Linked DNA regions of Homo sapiens: regions 1, 2, 3 and 4 are each linked to region 5. A link is a contact called in ENCODE Hi-C or POLR2A ChIA-PET data. All regions are on one chromosome and are shown on one strand. Each heading gives the region's core, a stretch centred on a gene start or an enhancer-like site at or near the end of the contact. The rest is flanking DNA. Distances are from core to core; before and after follow the strand shown.

Region 1 (4,499 bases), core at 191-2,690, 1.5 Mb before region 5:
CAAGCTGAGAGTCAGCCCCAGGAAACCACTAGGTGCTCTGAGGCCATTTCTACTCTGCGTTTTCACTCCCTCTCCTGACAACCTCCTCTAGCACACCCAGGTTCCCTCCATCAATCCACTCCTGGCACCCCCAAATCTACCCTGAGGATAAGGTAGCTCATGACTTGTCTCCTCCCTGAATCTGCGAGTGTCCTGGGATCACAGTGGCAGTGTGGCTGTATTTAAGTGACAAAAAGTGACCCGGAGCCTGGGCAACATGGTGAAATCCCGTCTCTACAAAAAATGCAAAAATTACCTGGGCATGGTGGCTCACACCTGTAATCCCAGCACTTTGAAAGGCCAAGGCAAGTGGATCACTTGAGCCCAGGAGTTCCAGGCCAGCCTGGGCAACACGGCAAAACTCTATCTCTACAAAAAATGCAAATAATTAGCCAGGCATGGTAGTGTGCACCTGTAGTGCCAGCTACTTGGGAGGCTGAGGTGTGAGAATAACTTGAGCCCAGGAGGCGGAGGTTGCTGTGAGCCAAGATCATGCTACTGCACTCCAGCCTGGGTGACAGAGCGAGACCCTGTCTCAAAAAAAAAAAAAAAAAAAAAAAAAAAAAAAGATGTGACTCAGAGTAGTAATTTAGCGTCTAGCCTCAGTTTCCCTATCCATAAAACAGGTACAATAATACCTGCCTCACTGAACGTGGGGATGAAATGAGGTAATACTCATTTAATGAGATAATTTTCATTGTTATTTGATAATGTCTCAATAAATTGGGCTACTCTGGCTGTTACGCGGAGTGTTATTACTTCTGTAACCTTAAGGTCTGGCATAGTGTGAGGCCCACAGTCTGTTTGAATGACTGGGAGAATGAGTGAATGAGTGAATGAATGGATAAGAAGCAGCCTCTGAGAGTAGAGATGCAGGAATCAGGCTACTTGGATTTGAATCCTGGCTGGGCCTCTTACAGGATCGGACACGTCACTGTACCTCTCTGTGCCTCATTTTCTCTATCTGTCAAGCGGGCTTAAGAGTACCTACCTGGCTCGTATGTTCGGGGGAGTTAGCACGGGGCTGGCACATTGGAAGTATTTGTTAAAGAAATGAATGAGGTGCACAAGCGGATAAAGCCACCCCCACCGTAAGCCTATGTGAGGCTTAAGCGTCCTCCCAGGACTCCCCTTTGGACACATAAAGACCCCGAGGTGGGACCTCACCTTGACAGTTTTCAGCACCCGCGGGGCAGCAGCACCGAGGCGGCCCCCGCGCTCCCTCAGGGCAGCGGCCAGGGCGCCCAGAGCGCGCCGCGCCTTCTCTACGAACTCCTTCCGCGGCTGCAGCCTTCTGGCCACGAACCTGTCCAGCGCAGCGGCCGGGGTGCTGTACAAGTCCATGGCCGCCCGGCGCAGGTGCAAGGGGAAGCAGGGCTCTGGCGCGGCCTTCGGATTTCTGGTTTCGTTTTCCCGCCCGGCTCTCCGAACCACGCCCAGCTGGCCAGGTCCTAGGTCCTCGGTCCCGCGCGTGGCGTGAAACGGGGAGGGGCGCTGCAGTTCCTGTCTTCCCCAAACTTGGGAAATTCCCTGCTTTCAGTTTCGTTTCTTTCTAGCAGCTCTTGGACCTGACACCCACTTCCTGGTCCCCTTCCCAGCTACGACTTCCTCTCCTTCATCTCCTTGCTTCCAGCCGTCCCTGCAACCACCAGCTCCAACGAACTAATCACAACCTAACAAAGTATACCCACAGAACATATGGGTACATACTGAGTAACGTACTCTGAGCATTTCAGAAACGTGCAGGTTTTACATGGAAAAAAAAGGTCAGGATTTAATAAACGGAGAAGTCCTACCTCGCTGTCTGACTGAGGGATGCGTTCTAAACACCACTACCACCACCAACGATAATAAAGCACACTTGGAGACTCTCACTGACTCCTCCCAACGACCATGGTGTAGGTGCTATTATCATCACCCATTTGACAGATGAGGAAGTCAAGGTACAGAGGAACTAGGTAACTGTCCAAGGTAACACAGCTGGAAAGTTGTCTGGCTGGATTCAAACCCAGCCCAAGCCCACAGAGCTGCCCTCTTCAGAAGCCAACTCTTCCTAAATAATTTATACGTGTAATGCAGTTCCAATAAAAATTCCATCTTTAAAAACTTCAAACACACGATCTAAAGTCTGTCTGCAAGAATTAAAAATTATTTTGGAGGAGAAGGAGGAAGGAAAGTCAGTCAGTTTAGGATGGTACCTTGCACAACAATACTACATATTAAAACATTGTAAAGCTACAATAGGGAAATCCTCTTGGAATGGGCACAAAGCTAAGCGGACTGTAAGCTATAAGCTGCAGAGTGGAGATTTGAATCCAGGACCATTGCGCTTCTATCTTCATGGCCTGTCTCCTTTTTCTGCTTATTTCCTGCTGCTTCTCCACCCGGGTTCCTAGAGACTGCACACCTGAGCTCTCTTCCAGGCCTGGTCCAAGCCATAGCCTATCTCCTCCTCCCCATCTTACTAAAAAACTCCCAGGTCCTCTCTCCTGTCTGCTCCGGGACCCAGCATTTACTCTGCCTCTGAGTACACTTCAGGTAATAGTCTTAACAAGTGCTTCCTGACATCTGCACGGTAACTGAAAGGAAATAGATAGGATCAGAGTGTGAATTTCAGAGGTCATGGTCAACTAGAGGGAGAGATGCTGGGTCTGTAATATGTACACCAGCTAATATTTTGAGTAGTGAATGCTGCATCACTTGGAATATTCAAGTATGGGCAGGTTTTGTAGGTCAGGTGTTGTGGTGGGGATTTAAGTCAAGGGATTGAGCAATGATTTTCATTCTCGCCCATTAATCACAGTCTTCTTCCTGAGTCACAGGCCACTTTAGAAACTTTCCATTCAAGATAGTGGATTGAACACATGCTCAAAATTCTATTAAAATAGCAGCAAAGATATATTAAAAGCATAATGGAAATCAACAGGGTTGGAAACTGAGAAAAAGTGGAGTCAAGGGGGCGGGACATTTGAGGCATTTTTAGAAGATGGAACGCAGAAGGGTCAATATTGGGTCATGATGGTGGACTGAACATATGCATAAGCCTTCAACGTCCATCCCAGGCCTCTAGAGGTGGCAGGAAAGCGATAGAAAAACTTTAATAATGTTGCTGGGTCCTAACCAGAGGTGTCCCAGGTAAACTGGAATCTGAGATCCCTGTCAGAGATATGAGACTGGATGAAGGAGGAAATTGCAGCCAAAACACATAAAGGAGGGGGTACCTATGCAGAGTGGAAAGGCTCTGAGGAGCTGCAGGCTCCAGGCAGTGGATTGAAGGAAAAGAAGGGACCCTAGGTTAACTCTCATGGTTGTCAGTTGTGCTGGCATAGTAATGGCAGCCTCTAAAGACATGTGGTCTCCCGCCCCAACCTTTCTGTGTTGAGTAACAGGCAGCAGAGGTGCCTGCCTAAGGAGGGAGCAGTGAGGGTGGGGCAGAGAGGCAGGGAAGTACACAGCATACCTGGCCACATCTGGAAAGAACAGGAAGTCCTGTATGCAGAAGACTCATTCCTGGCACATCCCCTTTCCTCATCTCTGCCTCCAGCTGCAGTAAGAAGGTACCAACTTCACAGGGAGACAAGCAGAACATCCCCAGTGAGCAAAAAGCACACATCCAAAGGTGCCAAATTATTTTGGGAGATCCAATGCTATGAACATAAAAACTCACATGTAAGGACACTGAAATAATCAATAAAGGAGAAAGAGTCTTCTGTGGTCTAAATTTGTCCCCCAGAATTCATGTGTTGGAAACTTACTCCCCAATGCAGCAGTTGGGAAGTGGGGTCTAACAGGAGGTGTTTGTGTCATGAGGGCTCTGCCCACGTGAGTGGATTATGGCCACTGTGAAAAGAGCTTGGAGGAATGGGCTCATTGTCTTCTGCTTTTCTGCCATGTGAGGACATAGTGTTCCTCCCCTCCAAAAGACACAACATTCTTCAAGGCGCCATCTTGGAAGCATAGAGACCAGGTCCTAACCTGCTGAAGCCTTGGTCTTGCACTTCTCAGCCTCCAGAACTGTGATAAGTAAATTTCTGTTCTTTACTAATTTCCCAGTCTGTGGCTTTCTGTTTTAGAAGTACAAATTGGACTAATACGGTCTTAGAAATATATAATTAATATCCTCAGAGGGATTAGATATTATATCCATTATAATTATTCATTGTATTCATGATTATTCATCATATCCATGAAATAAGAACAGTGATGAAAGTCAACAATCACCACTATCACATTGGAAGTGAAAACATAATGCAAAATAAAACCAAAGATGAACAGAAAAACCGAACCTTCTCCATAGATAGGCTGAATAAATATACCTGAAGATAAAATCAGTAAACTGGAAGATGGAATGGAGGAAATTACTCGAGATTACAGGAAAGCAGAACATAGAAAAGAAAGGTATAAAAGACAACTTATGAGATGTGGAAAACAGATCCTTTCCTTATTCTTATAAATATTTA
Region 2 (4,769 bases), core at 523-3,022, 1.8 Mb before region 5:
TTTATTGAACATTTTTTACAGCGTGCAGGCTTCTCATTCATCCTGAGGACTCTTGTTTTACAGCTGAGGAAGCCCAAGCTCTGGAGGATTAAATGACCAGCCCAGAGACCCCCAGCAAGGATTTGAACCCAAGTGGGGCTGTGCAAAGCTAGTACTTTTAGCCATTGTACTATGAAAGCAATATAAATTACTGATCTCTGATTGCCCTATAGATTTTTCTGAAACAGTTATTTATTTGTCTATCTATCTTTTGAAACAGAGTCTCATTCTGTTGCCCAGGCCGGAGTACAGTGATGCAAACTTGGCTTACTGCAACCTCCGCCTCCTAGGTTCAAGAGATTCTCATGCCTCAGCCTCCTGAGTAACTGGGGTTAACCTGAGTAACAGGTGCGTACCACCATGCCTGGCATTCTCTCGTATTTTTATTAGAGACGGGGTTTCGCCATGTTGGCCAGGCTTGTCTTGAACTCCTGACCTCAGATGATCCACCTCCCTCGGCCTCCCACAGTGCTGTGATTACAGGTGTGAGCTACCATGCCTGGCCTGAAATAGTCTTTTAACTAAACTTTTTACTTTGTAATAATTGTAGATTTATAGAAAAGTTGCAAAGATAGTACAGAGAGTTCCCGTATGCCCTCCATTCTGCTCCCCCTAATGTTAACATCTTAGATAACCTTGATGTGTTTGTCAAAACCACAAAATTAGGCCCGGCACGGTGGCTCCTGTCTGTATTCCCAGCACTGGGAGGCTAAGGTGGGAGGATTGCTTGAGCCTAGGAGTTCAAGATCAGTCTGGGCAACATAGTGGAGCTCATCTCTATAAAAAGTTAAAAAATTAGCTAGGCATCGAGCACCTATAGTCCTAGCTACTTGAGAGGCTGAGACAGGAGGATCACTTGAGCCCAGTAGGTCGAGGCTGGAGTGAGCCATGGTCACACTATTGCACTCCAGCCAGGGTAACAGAGCGCCTACAAAATTAATGTTGGTACAATGCTATTAACTAAACTTTAGACTAGATTTGGATTTGGATTTGGATTTCTCCAGTTCCACTAATGTCCTTTTTCCACTCCAGAACCCAATCCAGAATACAACATTACATTTAGTGAAACAGTTTTTTAAATTGTATTTCAAAGTTATATTTCACCCACCAATTTTTAAAATCAGTACTTAAAAATGGCCAGGCGTGGTGGCTCAGGCCTGTAATCCCAGCACTTTGGGAGGCAAAGGCAGGTGGATTGAGAACAGCCTGGCAAACATGGCAAAACCCTGTCTCTACTAAAAATACAAAGATTAGCCAGGCGTGGTGGTGTGCACCTGTAGTCCCAGCTGCTCAGGAGGCTGAGGCAGGAGAATCACTTGAACCCAGGAGGCAGAGGTTGCAGTGAGCCGAGATCATGGCACTGCACTGCAGCCTGGGCGACAGAGCAAGACTCTGTCTCAAAACAAATAAACAAACAAACCAAAAAACTTTAAAATCAGTGAAAATGTGCCATTCCTAGTCCTGTTAGTCTTACACTGCATTCTGCCCTGTCCCTGTCCTGCTCAGACATAGGCTGAGGCCTGTGGTTCCGTCGCCCAGGCTGCTTGTCAGTTGGTTTCCTGCTGGTTTTGGCCAAGGGCAGTAGAAAGAAACCAGGGTATTTCTCCTCCCCCACCGCCACCCTTCTTTAATCTGCATTTCCGGCAATGTCTCTAGCTCCTCTGGGAACTGATGGCTGTGGTTCAAACTTCCCCTGGGTGACCCTGGGCCCCAGGCTCACCATCTCTTCATGTGGTGGCTTCCTGCCATTGACAATTGCGGGATGGCTTTGTCTTCCCCTGGTTGGCCTCTCAACTCTCCCATCACTGATGTAACCAGTCTCTGGTTTTAAATCCTTAGAATGCTGTCTGTATGCCTGGCTGGTCCCCGCCTGACACATGTGCCTGAGATGCCTCCACACTTGGTCTTCCTGCCCTTGTGGCCCTAACACCCTCACAAAGCTGAAAACTGCTTCCAGTGAAAGGTTCTGTGTAAAAGCGACAGAGGACCTAAGATGAACTCTTGATGTCAACAGTTGTGGTTTCTGCAGCCACACTAACCACACAGATGTCAGCACAGCTGCACTCACACCTACTTCTTCATTTTGCAGGATGGCCAGAGACAATAAAAGCACGAGACCCAAGTAGTCTACCGAAGTCTCCATCTCTGTGGACCTACAGAGGCACAGAGGGCTGCTCACAAGATGGCTTTAGACATTCTCGCCATGGCCCCTTTGTATCAGGCCCCTGCCATCAACAGAATAGGGCCAAAGACAGACCCATCTAAAAGGCCAGCTGATCCACTAAAACCCTTGGTTCTCTCTAGGACCAAACTCACCACCATTGAGGCCAAAAGGATCATGTCCATCCTGGATGAGGCGATCTACAAGGTGGAGCTGGTGACCTTGCTGTCGTATGTGGCATCCAACAGAGAGGATATGGAGGGGATGCTGGGGGAGGACGTCATGAGGGCAGTGAGAGAGCATGAGGATCTCTGCCAGGTCCTCCTTGAAAACGTCAGGTGCCTGAAAGAGAAAGAAAGGCAATTGCAGGAGCAGAAAGAGGCTGAGGAGGAAGGGTGGCTCAGAGACCGCCTCCTTTCCATAGAGCTGCAGAAATCCAGCCTCTCACCACTTATGCAGCAGATCAAAGACTCCACCAAGAACGTCCTTAGACTCTTGCTCAGCAACCCCCAGGCTGCTAGGCTCCTGCAGATGCAGACACAGGGTAGAAGTGCAGAAGCCCAGAATTTTATTGACAGCCTGATAGAGCTCCGTGGTTTCCTGTTTGAAAAACTACTCACTAGTCCCATGGAAGCGAGGGATAAGGCCCAGTTCTTACAGGATATCAGTAGACAGAATAGTAATAACCAACAAATCATTGATACTCTTGAAAAGGAATTGGCGGAGAGAATGAAGAACAGGAATGCAGAGGTATTGTTTCATAGTATTGCTGAAATTACTGAAGAAGCCACACAAATCTTTTGTTGGTTGGGTTTTTCCTCAATGATTGATTTTTTTTTTAAGATGGAGTCTCGCTCTGTTGTCCAGACTAGAGTGCAGTGGTGTAATCTCGACTCACTGCAACCTCTGCCTCCCAGGTTCAAGCGATTCTCCCACCACAGCCTCCCAAGTAGTTGGGATTACAGGCGTATGCCACCACGCCCGGCTAATTTTTGTATTTTTAGTAGAGACAGGTTTTCGCCATGTTGGCCAGGCTGGTCTAGAACTCCTGACCTCAAGTGATCCTCCTGCTTTGGCCTCCCAAAGTGCTGGCCACTGCGCCTGGCCAATTGATTGACTGATTTTTTTGAGACAGGGTCTCACTCTGTTGCCCAGGCTAGAGTGCAGTGGCATGATCACAGCACACTGCAGCCTCCATCTCTCAGGCTTAAGCAATCCTCCCATCTCACCCTCCCAAGTAGCTGAGACTACAGGTGTGTGTCACCATGCCTGGCTAATTTTTTGATTGTTTGTAAAGATGGGCTCTTGCTACGTTGCCCAGGTTGGTCTCGAACTTCTGGGTTCAAGAGATCCTTCCGCCTTGGCCTCCCAAAGTGCTGGGGTTACAGGCATGAGCCACTATGCCCGGCCTCCCCAGTGATTTTTTTTTTTTTAAGATGGAGTCTTGCTGTGTCACCCAGGCTAAAGTGCAGTGGCAACATCTTGATTCACTGCAACCTCCGCCTCCTGTGTTGGGAATGGGTGCTCGGTGTCGCCAAAATCAACACTGAGACAAAGGATCTCTCAGCAAGGCTAGTTTACTCTCTGCAGAAAGGGTGCTGCTTGCTAGCAGTCTTGCCACAAGAGCACACATGAACAAAAGAGACGGGGTCATTTATAACCTGACGCATCCACCCTACTGCTGTGTCCAGTTTCCATTGGCTGGAACAGGACCTCACATTCTGTACTCAACCCGATTGGCTAGCAATTTAGAACTTCCCAAAAGAGGCAAAGGCAGAGGGAAACAAAGGAAGAGAGCAAGTAACTCCTGGAATGCTGAGAGAGGCAAAAACACCTCCAAATAAGGAAGAGGAATAGGCTATGACCTAATGCTTGCTTGGACCGGTTCAGGTATGCCAAGGCAAATATCTAAGCTAAAATGTGGGAGCTAAGAACAGAGTATATTGATTTCTTTTTTTTTTTTTTTTTTGAGGCGGAGTCTTGCTCTGTCACCCAGGCTGGAGTGCAGTGGTGTGATATCAGCTCACTGCAAGCTCCGCCTCCAGGGTCACACCATTCTCCTGCCTCAGCCTCCCGAGTAGCTGGGACTACAGGTGCCCACCACCATACCCAGCTAATTTTTTTTTTGTATTTTTAGTAGAGATGGGGTTTCACCGTGTTAGCCAGGATAGTCTCGATCTCCTGACCTCGTGATCCGCCCACCTCTGCCCCCCAAAGTGCTGGGATTACAGGCGTGAGTCACCACGCCCGGCCTATTGATTTCTTTTTTTTTTTTTTTTTTTTTTGAGACGGAGTCTCGCTCTGTCGCCCAGGCCGGAAGCCGGACTGCGGACTGCAGTGGCGCAATCTCGGCTCACTGCAAGCTCCGCTTCCCGGGTTCACGCCATTCTCCTGCCTCAGCCTCCCGAGTAGCTGGGACTACAGGCGCCCGCCACCGCGCCCGGCTAATTTTTTGTATTTTTAGTAGAGACGGGGTTTCACCTTGTTAGCCAGGATGGTCTCGATCTCCTGACCTCATGATCCACCCGCCTCGGCCTCCCAAAGTGCTGGGATTACTGGCATGAGCCAC
Region 3 (4,283 bases), core at 1,108-3,607, 1.4 Mb after region 5:
GGGTTATGATTCAATAGCTAACTATGGTGGTGATTTAGTCCATGTATGAATGTCATTTTTAAGCTAGCTTTTTGGATTTGAGGTTATGGCTGAAAGGACTGATAAATAATATACATATTTGACCACAGTCTGCGAATATGAAGTTTATTCTTTGAGTTTCAGGCACTATGCCTCCTTGACTCAATGAAGAACCAAATCAACTTACAGCTAGCTACTCATGGGCTTGAACTTTCTGCTGCTGCTTCAGCTCAGCTGTCTACAACTAGACCACATAGCTGGATGAAGCTATTTAATGCATTGTGAAAACATTCCCTCTGCCCTCTGAGTGTATGCACATCCAGCTCTTCAGATGCCTGCAACAACAGCTGTTCAAGAATCCCAACCTAATCCATTCTCCACAGATGTGGAGCCCAGAAGATTTGTGAGTTGTTAAACCAAAACAGGATGCAGGAGCACCAGGATGGCACCCGGAGACTCTAACCATGGAATGCGTGGGAATTCTGTGATTATTTCTCCATCACACATTTATCACACTGTAGAGATGGACTCAAGACCAGTGCTTCTGAGGCCTTTTCCAGCACTTCTCATTCTTTCAGATGCCTTTTGCAACTTAACGTTCTCCTTCTTCTTCATCATGCCGTGTTTATTGAAAATCTCCCTATCTCATTAATCAGAAAACCCCATAATGACAGGAACCACATCGTTTTGCTTACCAGAGTATCTAAAACCAAAATAGTACCTGGCTAACAACAGGCATTCAATATTTGCTGAATGGAGATCATAGCTGTGTTTATATGTAAGACAGACAATAAGTAGTCATTGGTATTAGGGTCACATCTCCTTTCTCCTTCACACTGATTTACCTCATTTCATTGTGTTTATCTCACACCATTTTGTAAATTATCCCATGTTAGCTATTGTTATTCTCAAATTCCACGCATATGAAGAAAAACAGTAATTAGAAAATAATAGCAATATCCATAATTATGGGAGCTACTATTTACTGAGGGGTTACTATCCAGCAGGTGTATCACATTTTTCCCATAATTTATTCCATCTGTCCTTAGCCAAAATGAATGTTTAACTTTGCTGGTCACATACAAGTTTTGTCGCATATTCTTCTTCCTCTTTTTCTTTATTTCCCTCTCTCTCTTCTTCATTTTCATCTCGCAACCCTTTAAAAATGTAAAAATCATTCTTAAGTAGCAAGCCATACAAAAACAAATCGTGGACTAGAAGTAAACAATGCATTATCTTAATTTTGAACATGAGATTAAAACTGAAGCCTAAGGAATCATCTAATATATTCTTTTTTGTTATTTTTGTTGTTGTTGTTGAAGTTGTTTTTGAGACAGTCTCGCTCTGTCCCCCAGGCTGGAGTGCAGTGACGCGATCTCTGCTCACTGCAACGTCCACCTCCCAGGCTCAAGCGATTCTCATGCCTCAGCCTCCTGAGTATCTAGGATTACAGGCATGCGCCACCACGCCCGGCTAATTTTTTTTTTTTTTTTTTTTTTTTTGAGACGGAGTCTCACTCTGTCGCCCATGCTGGAGTGCAATGGCGTGATCTCAGCTCACTGCAACCTCCACCCCCTGGGTTCAAGCTCCTGCCTCAGCCTCCCAAGTAACTGAGATTACAGGCTCCTGCCACTGTGCCCGGCTAATTTTTGTATTTTTAGTAGAGACGGGGTTTCACCATGTTGGCCAGGCTGGTCTTGAACTCCTGACCTCGTGATCCACCCGCCTCGGCCTCCCAAAGTGCTGGGATTACAGGCGTGAGCCACCGCGCCCGGCCAATTTTTGTATTTTTAGTAGAGATGGGGTTTCACCATGTTGCCCAGGCTGGTCTCGAACTCCTGCCTCAAGTGATCCTCCTGCCTCAGCCTTCCAAAGAGTTGAGATTACAAGAGTGAGCCACCACGCCCAGCCTGGAATCATATAATATATTCTTATTTTACTTTACCCCAGTAAAATGCAAGCTTCATAAGGACTAGAAATTCAGTCTTTGCTCACTGCTGTTTCTCCAGTGGCTGGGACAGTATATAAAGCATGGTAAGTGCTTGATAAACATTTGTTGAATCAAGGAATGAATGAATGAACTTGACCATTGATTGCCTCAGGAAGGTTGTGGCTGCAGGGTTCTCATCACAAGATATTGCTACTTCCCCTGGTATTAATCAGTTGGGACGAGGGGAATCTCTGCCAGAGAAGAAGACCCAAATTCAATATTTAAAGGTAGGACAGATGATACTCGGGCAGTCTCCTGCCCTCACTCAAGATGGCGACAAGGCAGAGTGCCCTTTCCGGTCACATGACCTGACACTCGCCGAAGGGCACCTCCCCGCGCGTGCGTGCTGTGCCAAGGCTGCAAGGCGCTGAGGGGAGAGGCGCCGCCGTCAGCGCCGCCGCAGCTGGGACCCGTTAGAGCGGAAGCGCCGCCGCCACCGCCGCCTTTGCTGTCCCCCGGCCTCTAGTTCCCCGCAGGTGGGAGGTGGGAGCCATGTCGAAACGGCTCCGGAGCAGCGAGGTGTGCGCTGACTGCAGCGGGCCGGGTGAGTCGCACCGGCCGGGCCCGCTCCCCTCTGCTTTCCTGGCCCGGACCCCTACCCCGGGGCCGCCCCCTCAGGTCAGGCTGCATCCCGCGGCTAGGGTCGCAACGAAGAGGTCCCTGGGCGGCCTTGGGGTGGGAACCGTCCCGGGCCTGTCAGAGCCGGGCGGGCAGGGGGCCGCCGCCCTCCCCGTCCCTCGCGGCCCTCCCTTCCCTCTCGTTCCCTCCCGTTCCCTCCGTCCTAGGCCAACTGGGGAGGTGACGGGGGCCAGGGCTGCTCCCCCAACAGGAAGGGGCTTGGGCAATCCACAGGAAAGCCAATTACAGAAGTAAAATGTGAGCGTCCTCCCGGCTGCAGCCTCCAGAGGCTGCAGGTGTCACCTCCCACTAGACCCTTTCTCCGCCTGGGTGTCCTGCCCGGGGAGGATGACACTCCCTGAGACTCGCCAGAGGGTCCCCGTAGATGACTTCCCCGCTGCTGACATCCGACAGCTACTCTGCCCGGGAGAATTGCCAGGAGATCGGGGTCTTCCAAACACAACCAGCACTTAGGAGGCAGTGCTTGTCTCAAGTTTGAGGATCTGAACGGCCTGGGTTCAAACTAGATTTTGCTTCTGGCTGACCTTGGGCTGGTGACTTCACTTGGTCACTTGCTTGATTTCCTCATTTTTTTCAATGAGGATAATCGGGAGTATCACGCTTAGTGGTGAGGAAGATTCAATGAATACTCGTAGAATCATATCATCTAAGGCTTTTCTTTTTTGCATTATGCTGTCTACAGTAGAACTCTTGTAGTCCCTTAAAGCTATATTTGACTATCTAAATCATACGTTGATTACAACGGAAACAAACGCAAAATCACCAGCAATATAGGGGCATTGAAACGCTAAAGCCATTCCTTCATAATGATGCATAACTGTTCATACATAATATTCACATTTAGAGATCAAGTGTGTCTTAGCAATTGCAACTGAATTGTCAGGTCTCTGGATAGATTATTACATGCTGTTTTAGGTGCTTGGATGTATTGGCTTTGAGTTAATTCGAAGGTAACATGGCTTTCTTGGCACAATAGTGTCCGATAAACAATCTTAATTAAATCATTGAACACCACTGGCTTTGCAACTGTTCTGATCTTAAGCTTGTCATTTGGAAGTGGAGACCAATTGTAAATAGAACTGTGATAACTCAAACCTCATGTGGTTGTTTTATGGCCCGTACAGTGCAGGTGTTACCAGTTTCCTTTGAAGATAGGGAGGGGGTATGGAGGAGTTTAAAAAGAAGTGTTTTCTAAACCAAGTTAGTGTGAGTTATACAAACTCCATCATTTTCTCTAAAAATGTTATTTGTTCCACTTCCTTATTTTCTTGCCTATTTTCAGTTGAACTTACCGTGATGTATTTGATTCACATGTGTCTAGCTTCTAACTTCCTCTTGGAATGCATATTGTTTTGCTTCTTGATAGGGTACAGGGCAAAGCAAAATTGTTCCTCCATTGCCATCCTAAATATACTTTTGCAGCATTTTGTGCATTTCAGAACATTTTCTCTTCCATTGTATCGCTTTAGTTGTTGTCTCATACGCCTAATCTGCAGAGACTTGAGTCACTTCCTTCCTGTTTTGAATATAATTAGGCTACCTTGAAATATTCTGTGAAATTGAGCAGCTGGGAATTTGTGCTGCCTTTTCTGCACAGCCCTACTGAGAGAATTACCTGTAGGGTTAGGGACCCCTT
Region 4 (4,499 bases), core at 684-3,183, 1.0 Mb before region 5:
GCTTTGCTGAGGAAGCTAAACAAATAAAGCTGCTGACATTCCCATTCTCAAAAAAAAGGGCAGTGTTCATCTGATCATTGTATTTGTATCCTCAGTGAATCAGAACCAGAAAAAGGCTAAATGATTCCCAGAGACACAGCCATGAAGCAGGTGGTTTCGATCTGAAAAAATCAAGGTGAAAAGCTCTAGCAACCAGAAAGAAACGAATGGAGGAAAATGGAAAACGCAAGCTAGAAGGTATTACAAATGTGTACATGTTGGCTTAAGGGCTTTGAAGCAGTAAAGAACTATCACATATACTGTGTTGTGTATTTTGTAAAAGATAATAAATATTCTTATTTTTAATTCTAACATGAGCAAAACTCTCATGCATCTTCATTAATCATCTCTTTAATCTTGCAGCCTAATGGTTAAGAGTGCAATCTTTGGAATCAGATCTATGCTGTGAGCAAGTTACTTAATGTCCTTGAGACTCAGTTTCCTCATAATAGTATCATTCACAGGTTGTTGGGAGAATTAAATGAAATAAAGCAAGGCACATTGTATGCAATATTGCCTATTATCTCCCATGCATAAACTTTAGCAGAATACTTGACAACAACTAGGATGTTGATGATCAGATGATTGTAGTGGTGATGGTGACAATAACAAGAGCTAACAGTTCGCCAGGTGCGGTGGCTCACGCCTGTAATCCTAGCACTTTGGGAGGCTGAGGCGGGTGGATTACTTGAGGTCAGGAGTTCAAAACCAGCTTGGCCATCATGGTGAAACTCTGTCTCTACTAAAAATACAAAAAATTAGCTGGGCATGGTGGTGTGCGCCTGTAATCCCTGCTACTTGGGAGGCTGAGGCAGGAGAATCACTTGAACCCAGGAGGCAGAGGTTGCCGTGAGCCAAGATCGTGCCACCACACTCCAGCCTGGGTGACAGAGCGAGACTCCATCTCAAAAAAAAAAAAAAAAAAAAAAAAAAAAAAAAAAAAAGAGCTAACACTTATGTAGCATTTACCATCCATCAAATAATCAAATATGCTTCTCAGTACTGTTGTATATATTATTTAATGTTCCCAACATCCTTATGAAGTAAGTTACTATTGTTATCCTCACTTTAATTTTTTTTTACTTTTTTTAAGACAGAGTCTCATTCTGTAGGCCAGGCCGGAGGACGGGAATGAGAAAGGCCATGTACAAGAGGAAGTAGTCAGCCGCTAAATCCAAGGTAAGGGAAGAGGGGACCACTGACCTAATCTCAAGTGACAAGATTAGAGTTCACTGCACTGCAGCCCAGACCTCCAAGACTCAAGTGATCCTCCCGCCTTAGCCTCCCGAATAGCTGGGACTACAGGCACTAACAACCACACTCGGCTAATTTTTTTTCTTTTTTTCTTTTTTTTGTTGTTGTTATTGTTTTGAGACTGAGTCTGGCTCTATTTCCCAGGCTGGAGTGCGGTGGCACGCAGTGGCACGATCTTTGGAGTGCTGGGATTACAGGCGTGAGCCACCGTGTCCGGCCCTTTTTTTTTTTTTTTTCTTTTTTGAGAATCTTGCTCTGTTGCCTAGAGCGCAGTGTCGCGATCTTGGCTCACTGCAATCTCCACCTCCAGATTCAAGTGATTCTCCTGCCTCCGCGCCTCGACTGGCTGTCATTACAGACACGCACCACCCACGCCCGGCTACCTTTTGTATTTTTAGTAGAGACGGGATTTCACCATGTTGGCCAGGCTGGTCTCGAACTGCCAACCTCAGAGGATCCTCCTGCCTCGGCCTCCCAAAGGGCTGGGATTACAGGCGTGAGCCACCGCACCCGGCCTAGGATTTACTACTTTTTTCTTAACGGGGAAATACTACATTCCCCATGATGCCCCAGATCCGGAAGGAAGTGAGACTCGCACTTCCCATGATTGCTTATAGACCGGAAGCCGGGACCTTAATTCTCTTTCCCATCTTGCAAGGTAAGAATCGCGGGCCTGTCTGCAAGACTTGAGTTCAGGACTCCCAATCCTTCGCCATCCGAACCTGGAGGGCATCCAGTCGACACCTACAGGGGTCGGACATGTCCAAGGCTAACTGAGAGGCCTTCCAGACGCTTCATTTTTGTTGTTTGGGTTTGCGGCAGGGCACAAAGAGGGTGAGGTAGAATGCCGTAGTGGCTCCCTCCGGTTCTTCGCCACTCTCTTGGGCTGGGGGAACGAGGCCCTTTCGGGGACCCGTAGCAGACTGGTGGGTGTTAGAGGAAGCGGGGAGACGGCGCGTGCACTGTGTTCCTGGTCCTGGGTTCCAGAGGATGACACTGAGCCTGTCGCAGCCACGTTGGGGTTCCGCACTGAAGCCAAAAGGTTTCGCGTCTCCCAGCGTCCCCGACCGGAAGTCGCCTCTTGGTCTTTGCGATCTTTTTCTCTGGCTCAATTTGGGCTGATTCCGTTTGTGTCCGCAATTCCTAAATCGAGTTTCTTGAAAAGAGACACTGGTCTTAAGGGTTAAGACGAAAGGTACTGAAAGTAAGGGATTTCAAGTTCTGGTCTTGGTGCTTCTAACCTGTGGACACATTCTGCATCTAAGTTTTCTAATTCGCAAAACAGTAATAAAAAATAATGGTTGTACGGACTTCTGACCGCTCAGTATTTGGCAAAAAACCTAATAGGTGTGAGGTAGTTTCAAATTCTCAAAAAAAAAGTTTATAGTGTATTGGGGAGACAAACCCCAAATGAGTCATAGTGAAGGTTGGAGTAGAATGGGTAGAGTTTGAGAGGAAGGCCTGTATCTTACCGGGGGAGGGATTGTAGTCTGGGGAGCCCAGCCCATTCATGTACAGGTTCATTATTGTCTTGTTAGAGAGATGACTGGTGAAATGCCTTTTTTTATCTACAAAAAAATATTTTTAGATGGCGGGTGAAAAAGTTGAGAAGCCAGATACTAAAGAGAAGAAACCCGAAGCCAAGAAGGTTGATGCTGGTGGCAAGGTGAAAAAGGGTAACCTCAAAGCTAAAAAGCCCAAGAAGGGGAAGCCCCATTGCAGCCGCAACCCTGTCCTTGTCAGAGGAATTGGCAGGTATTCCCGATCTGCCATGTATTCCAGAAAGGCCATGTACAAGAGGAAGTACTCAGCCGCTAAATCCAAGGTAAGGGAAGAGGACCACGGACCATTATGTCTTAACCTTAATTGGCATTCTCTTACTGTTGATGCATTTGTGTCCTTGTAGGTTGAAAAGAAAAAGAAGGAGAAGGTTCTCGCAACTGTTACAAAACCAGTTGGTGGTGACAAGAACGGCGGTACCCGGGTGGTTAAACTTCGCAAAATGGTAAGATGTGGGGACTGTAAATTGGATTTTCTGTTTATGCTTGAATACTGTGAAGATGTTTTTGAATACTTAGATACTGTAAGTTTCTGCATACCGGAGAATTTCTGATAGAAAATAAAGGGCTCTGGGTTTGTAACTTGGCTTCAACATTTACTGTTAATCTTAAGTAATTTAAATTACTCGTCTGTGCTTTGTTCCTTTGCATATAATATGGGAATGAGGCTGAGTGTGGTGGCTAATGCCTGTAATCCCAGCACTTTGGGAGGCTGAGGCGAGCAGATCACCTGAGGTCAGGAGTTCAAGACCAGCCTGGCCAACATGGTGAAACCACATCTCTAGTAAAAATATACAAATTAGCTGGTTGCGTGCCTGTAGTCCCAGCTGCTCTGGAGGCTGAGGCAGAAGAATCGCTTGAACCCGGGAGGCAGAGATTGCACTACTGCACTCCAGCCTGGGCGACAGAGGGAGGCTTCATCTCAAAAAAAGATAAGATGGGAATGAGGGTTTACCTCAAAGAGTTTTTATGGAGATTAAATGAAATAATACATAGCCTGTTCTATAGAACATTTCCCACTAGAGCAGTGTTTCTTGGCCCCCTTTACCACACACAAGACCCAATGTAATCTCAGGATTTGCTCTGTAATTTTCATTATGGGAACATTCCCAAATAAGTTAACACCATACAGTTTCACAGTTGAAGATTACTGCATGAGAGGGAAGATGACAGTTGTTTTGTGAACTCGTTTTCCCATTAGGTGATCATGTTTGTGGTGAAAGTGAGACTGCACTAATGATATGGTATAGTTGGAAATAGGTTATTGTGAGTTATTTGTAGTCATGTCTTTAATGGCCCTTGCATGGTGTCTAACTTCTGCAATAAATGATCTGCCAGTCCTAGTGTCTGGCTTTATGCAATTTGTTTTCCTTTGTGGATGAAGTGGGAGTAAGACTTGTTGCTGTGAGGATCAGATGAAGTGGCTAGGATATGGACACACTTTACTTGAATTGGAAAACAAGCCATGTATCCCTAATCTGCAAAATGTGGCATGTCACACGTGTAATCTCTGAGGTTTAGTTTTTGCTCAAGATTGCAAAGGTGACTTGCTTGATGCTTTCTTTGCTTGAGCACACATCTCATTCATTAAATGGTGTCTCCTTTTTTGCACACAGGATGCAGAAGCATAATTGACCTTTTCCAAGT
Region 5 (4,740 bases), core at 565-3,064:
CACAGGGACTCACAAAAGTTCTAGGAATGCTCACCCTTTGGCTCAGAAGGATTTTCCCTCCCAGAGGGGGTAGTGGGAAAAGGCTCAGGAAAAGTGCACTAAAAACCCTTCCAACTTCCCCCAGTAGGCCCTGGCTCTCATCCTCCGAGCCCAGCCTGCCCAGGTGGCCTCTGACGGCTCTCCCTCCACGAGGGCAGGTCCCGAGGAGCCTCCAGAGCTGTTTCCACTCAGGCAGCCAGGTCAGTGATGGGAAACCCAGACACAACCTGCGCCTGCATCCCTGGAGACCCACAGGCCCACTGCCCTGGCAGGGGCCCTGAGGCCTGGCTGCTAGCCGGTGTTAGGGAACTGTCATCTCCCCGGCGAGGGGCTGCGGGTCAGATCTCGGTCCCTCCTGCCACCAAAGCTGGCCTTGCCGACATTGCCTTGCCGGGGCCTCTGCTCTGAACCCCCCACCAGATTTCACTTCCTCCCACTCAGCCCAGCCTGGCCGTGCCCCTCCCTGGAGGCCCCCAGCTGCAGGCAGTGACCTCCTCACCTACATCATTGTGGCTGGGAATGGGGAAGAGAAACAGGAGAATGAGGAAACTAAAGAAAAAAAGAAGCGGGACAGGCAGGCAGACCCTCCTCTCCAGTTCCTCAAATGCAGTCCCCCTCCCTCAAAACAAAGCTCCCCTGGCCGGAGGGAGGGAAGGGAGGGAAGGGGATTTCTGCACCAGGCATCAGAGACCTCTGAAATACCATCCCTACCGTGCGGATCTAGAAGACCAACACCCACTCCAGACGTTTTTTGGTCGGGGGATTCCCAGGGAACCCCAGGCAAGAGGTGTGAGAGGATCAATACCAGAAACCTGTCTCTGGGACGCCTAGCCCTGGTGAACCGCCCAATTCAGCAGCATGCGGGGGCCTGGCCCGGTCGACCTCGGCAGTGCAGGAACTGGGGAGAGGGGCTTCCTGAATCAGGGCGCTACCCTCTTAGCCACATGGCCCGGAATGGGGAGTGGGGAGGGGCCGGCGCATCCTCCCCCGCTGCCCCCACACCCAAGGGCTCATCTGTGCTCACAGCCTCAGTTTGACTACTTTCACTTTCAGGGTAGCAATGGGTGACCCCTGACCGCTCCTCCCCAGGCACAAGTTGAGGGGAGGGCCGCCCCCAACCGGCGAGGCTACCGTAGGGTGGGCTGGGGGCGTCAGCGATGCCCTCTCCCCCATCCCACGGCCTCAGTTACCCCAACGCTCTCCCTAACACGTGTGTGGGTGGGGGTAGTGGCTGAGTGGGGGGTCGTAGGCGCTGGGAGCCGTCACCCCGGAACGCCTCCATCCGAGTTGGCTGCAGGGCAGTATTTTGGGCTGGGGGTGACGCGCAGAGCCCGGGCAGAACTGGACACGGGGCCTCCTCTTTCCCCACAAAAGCCCTCCCGGCCCCGGAGGAGGGGAGCGCGGGCAAACGCGGGCTCACCTGAGAGACAGGAGCTCTGGGCCCGGCCGGCCCATGGCGTCGCGCGCCCCCGGGCCCTCGAAATCCCGAGGGGGCGGGCGGGCCCCCGCCCTGGGCGCGTCCTCTCCCGCCCGCCGGCTCCTCGCTCGCGGCTCGCTCGAGCGGGGCTCAGGCAGGAAACCCGGGCTCGGAAAATGGCCAGCGCCTCATCATTTCCGCCGCCAGCGCTTGACAGTTGCGGGAGGATGCGCCCCCGGGCCGCCGCCGCCGGGGAAACTTTGCAGCGGCCGCCGTCGCCACCGCGGGCCGCGACAGTCCGGGCGGGCAGCCGGGCGGAGGCGGTGGCCCGGGCCCATGCCGCCCCGCGCCGTTATGTAAAGAGGAACCGGCCGTGCGAGCGGAGCCCGGCGGGGGAGGCCGGCCGCGACAGGGGCGGGGCAGGGGCGGGGCCACCAGGAGCCACGCCTCAGGCCGCGCGCGAGTCGGAGATTCGGCTGGAGGGGCGGGCCATGAGGGCGGAGCCCGGACTGGCCCCGCCTACCAATCCCGCTAGTCCGCGGCTGCCAGGGTCGGAGGGCTCTCCTGGCGCGGGTCCGGAAAAAGGCGAGGCCTTGCGAAGCCACGCCCACCACGTGCCCACCCGATTTCGCGTCCCACAGTCTGAAGATAGAAGTGAGGATCGGAGGGGCGGGGCGACTTTAGCCCCACCCACTCAACGCCGGCAGGTCACCAGGTGCCTCAGCGCCTGGAGGCGGGGCCAGATGAAGGGGCGGGGCCTAGGGCGGGCAGGGTCGAGGGGCCTGGCCTCCAGGGGGCGCGCCCTTGCTGACTCCCTCCTGCAGGGCCTTATCAGTGCCCGCAGGGCTGGGCGGTGCAATAGCGACCACGGCTTTCATCATCGCCCCAGGGAGGGAGCCCAGCCCTGCCCGACCCTGACTATCTGCGATCATGCTGACCCGACCCGCCACGGCCCCAGGCCCCCGATTTGGGTTCTGGCCCCAGCCCTCAGCTTTGCCTTTGCTACAGCCGGTGCCCGTATAGCCCAGCCTCGCTCCGGCCGCCCGTCCTGTCCCCCAATTCTAGGAGGGGTGCATCTTTCTCCAGGAAGCCCTCTCCGACCGCTGGCTTCCGTGGCCTCTGCGCCCACCCCCCTGCCCGCCCCCGGGCTACTTACATTTTCTCCACGGCCTCATGGGGAGCTGAGACGGACAGTGGGGTTCCCCCTAGTCCGGAGTGGGACATGCTCTCAGCCAGCCTCTCCCCCAACATGTGGGAGGGCGGGGAGGGAGGAATGTACTCTTCTCCCCCTCCCCCAACAGGAAACAAGTCGCCCACGCCCCCAGCTTGGAGGGGCCACCTCGAGTCTTCCCAGGCAGCAAGTGTCTCCATTCCACTGCCTCCCCCTCTTCCTACCCGGGCAAATGACTTGACTTCTCCGTACCTCTCCACTTCCTTGCCTATGAAATGGAAATAATGTGTACCCACTCTCCTGGCAGTGAGAATTAAGTGAGTTAATGCATTAAAGCAGTTAGCTCGAGGCTTGGCTCCAGGAAGCTCTCTGTGTTAAACAAATCGGCCCCAGTCCTGACCTTAGAACTACAGGAAGGGGTTCCCCAGAAGGTGGGGATTTCCAGACTCCGAGTAGATGGGGGAAGGGAGCGGTCTGCTACAGGATTCCTGGTGTCCAATGACCTTGAAGAAAAAGGCCACAAAAATCTGCTTTCCGCACATTTCCAGGCACTGTTCTAGGCGCTGGGAACACAGCAGTGAACAACACAGATATCCCTGCCTGCGTGGAGCTGATATTCTAGTGGGGGGACATAAGGCACGAATAAGCAAGTGGGATCAGCTATGACAATGACAAAACAGTTACGGGATGGAGAGCTGGAAGGGGATGTCTTAGATCCAGGGCTCAGGAAGGACACCTCTGCGGAACTAACATGTGAGCTTAGAACCCTCCATGACAAGAAGGATCCAGGTGCTATAACGTCTGAGGGAAGAGCATTCCAGGCCAAAGGAACAGCATGTGCAAAGGTGCTGAGGTGGGAATACATGTGGTGCTTTGGAATAAAGTCATAAAGGCAGTGGTGACACCTATACTGGTAAGAGATGATGTTTCAAAGGTGGGCCCATCACATGGTGTCTTGAAGGTCTTGGTGGGGACTTTGGGAATTATTTTGAAGGCAGTAGGGTGCCATGGAGGGTTGTGAGGAGAAGGACCTGTGGAGTGTGGGATTCAAGCTGTTCACACGGCATCTGAGGATGTGGGAAGAGGGGTGGGGTGGGGGAATGTCAATGAAGTCTAAACGAGGCCGGGTGTAGTGGCTCACACCTGCAATCTCAGCACTTTGGGAGGCTGAGGCCAGCGGATCACCTGAGGTCAGGAGTTTGAGACCAGCCTGGTCAACAGGGTGAAACCCTGTCTCTACTAAAAATACAAAAATTAGCCAGGCATGGTTGCACGCACCTGTAGTCCCAGCTACTGGGGAGGCAGAGGCAGAAGAATCGCTTGAACCTGGGAGGTGGACACTGCAGTGAGCCAAGATTGCATCACTGCACTCGAGCCTGGGAGACAGAGGTAGGCTCTGTCTCTAAAAAAAAAAAAAAAAAAAGTCTGAATGGATCATCCCATATTATTTGATCACTTTCTTATACCTGGGGACACTGCGGCCAAGAGAGAACAGTTACTTGTCTGTAGCCATGCAGCTGCCAGGCAGCACCCACAGAGCAGCCCGGTACCCAGCCAATGCCAAATGGCTGCTGAAATCTGCCAGCCACAAGCACTTTCCCTCTCACTGCCCAGACAGCAGCTCTGCTGACTTAAATTGGGACTTGTGGTTCTTCCCCTTTTTAATCACGGTTCAAACCTTCTCGCCTGCCAGATTTCTCGGAGGCCCAAACTGGTTTCCTTCCTCGCTTAGTCGCTTCTTGCCCACATCCCCGCCAGAGTCCAGTTTTTTGTTTTGGCGCTCGCTGAGACCCCAAGACTTCTCACTTTTTGTGTTTATTTTCCCTTGGAAAGGCAAAGGGATTCCAACAAATAACCTTCCCATCACCGTGCCCAGATTTGAGAGTGCCGCTGCCACGAACACAGCGAGGTCGTCGTCGCCACTGGGAGGCCGGCCAGCCACGGCTCTTCCCACTCGGCAGGTCACTGGGACCTAAGGAGAGAAAGGGTTATTCAAATTCCCATGACTGATCCGTAGCTCCCGGAAACAAGCCAGGCCGTCTTAGGGGAGCAGGTCCAACCGCCCTTCCTTCTTGCTGTGAAAAACACCAACACCTCCTGCTGGCCAAGTTCC

Evidence for each region. A loop is a pair of places that touch in the nucleus more often than their neighbours do. ChIA-PET counts read pairs that join two places held with the same protein, here RNA polymerase II (POLR2A). Pooled maps may share reads with other maps.
Region 1: a map with no recorded cell type shows a loop between it and region 5 (5-fold over the local background). The contact joins the promoter of OAS3 here to the promoter of SH2B3 in region 5. A Hi-C loop is called at or near these places in 1 of 37 single-sample maps with no recorded cell type and 2 of 50 pooled maps. POLR2A ChIA-PET finds 5 or more read pairs at or near these places in 1 of 52 experiments (activated B cell).
Region 2: a pooled map shows a loop between it and region 5 (7-fold over the local background). The contact joins the enhancer-like site here to the promoter of SH2B3 in region 5. A Hi-C loop is called at or near these places in 2 of 37 single-sample maps with no recorded cell type and 2 of 50 pooled maps.
Region 3: a loop to region 5 is called in a map of posterior vena cava, with 18 times the contacts of the local background. The contact joins the promoter of GIT2 here to the promoter of SH2B3 in region 5. A Hi-C loop is called at or near these places in 1 of 168 maps with a recorded cell type or tissue (posterior vena cava), 4 of 37 single-sample maps with no recorded cell type and 8 of 50 pooled maps.
Region 4: a loop to region 5 is called in a map of chondrocyte, with 5 times the contacts of the local background. The contact joins the promoter of RPL6 here to the promoter of SH2B3 in region 5. A Hi-C loop is called at or near these places in 2 of 168 maps with a recorded cell type or tissue (CD8-positive, alpha-beta T cell and chondrocyte), 1 of 37 single-sample maps with no recorded cell type and 14 of 50 pooled maps. POLR2A ChIA-PET finds 5 or more read pairs at or near these places in 1 of 52 experiments (Panc1).

Annotation. Positions count from the first base shown.
Region 1 is chr12:112,935,415-112,939,913 of GRCh38, reverse strand. OAS3 (2'-5'-oligoadenylate synthetase 3) reads right to left here and starts at 1,440. Exons shown (of 16, transcript NM_006187.4): 1 at 1,207-1,440. The coding sequence starts at 1,383. RefSeq lists enhancers at 722-891, 1,315-1,484, 1,448-1,757, 1,652-1,821, 3,618-3,787 and a silencer at 1,138-1,227.
Region 2 is chr12:113,205,619-113,210,387 of GRCh38, reverse strand. DRC10 (dynein regulatory complex subunit 10) reads left to right here. Exons shown (of 5, transcript NM_001330452.2): 2 at 2,129-2,950. The coding sequence starts at 2,222. Among named protein-coding and RNA genes, the nearest start is that of DRC10, 13 kb to the left of the region's middle. RefSeq lists enhancers at 1,380-1,539, 1,690-1,999, 2,210-2,339. Within about 2 kb of position 1,772, at least 17 of the 41 ENCODE cell types and tissues checked have a DNase peak (open chromatin) inside an H3K27ac peak, as active enhancers do.
Region 3 is chr12:109,994,442-109,998,724 of GRCh38, reverse strand. It overlaps GIT2 (GIT ArfGAP 2), which reads left to right and starts at 2,357. Exons shown (of 20, transcript NM_057169.5): 1 at 2,357-2,552. The coding sequence starts at 2,501. RefSeq lists enhancers at 2,187-2,346, 3,037-3,086 and a silencer at 2,617-2,706.
Region 4 is chr12:112,407,039-112,411,537 of GRCh38, reverse strand. RPL6 (ribosomal protein L6) reads left to right here and starts at 1,933. Exons shown (of 7, transcript NM_000970.6): 1 at 1,933-1,951; 2 at 2,882-3,118; 3 at 3,200-3,298. The coding sequence starts at 2,882. RefSeq lists an enhancer at 2,123-2,302.
Region 5 is chr12:111,402,997-111,407,736 of GRCh38, reverse strand. It overlaps SH2B3 (SH2B adaptor protein 3), which reads right to left and starts at 1,814. Exons shown (of 8, transcript NM_005475.3): 1 at 1,460-1,814. It overlaps LINC02356 (long intergenic non-protein coding RNA 2356), which reads right to left. Exons shown (of 4, transcript NR_187522.1): 4 at 4,427-4,599. RefSeq lists silencers at 1,476-2,055, 2,176-2,335 and an enhancer at 4,358-4,607.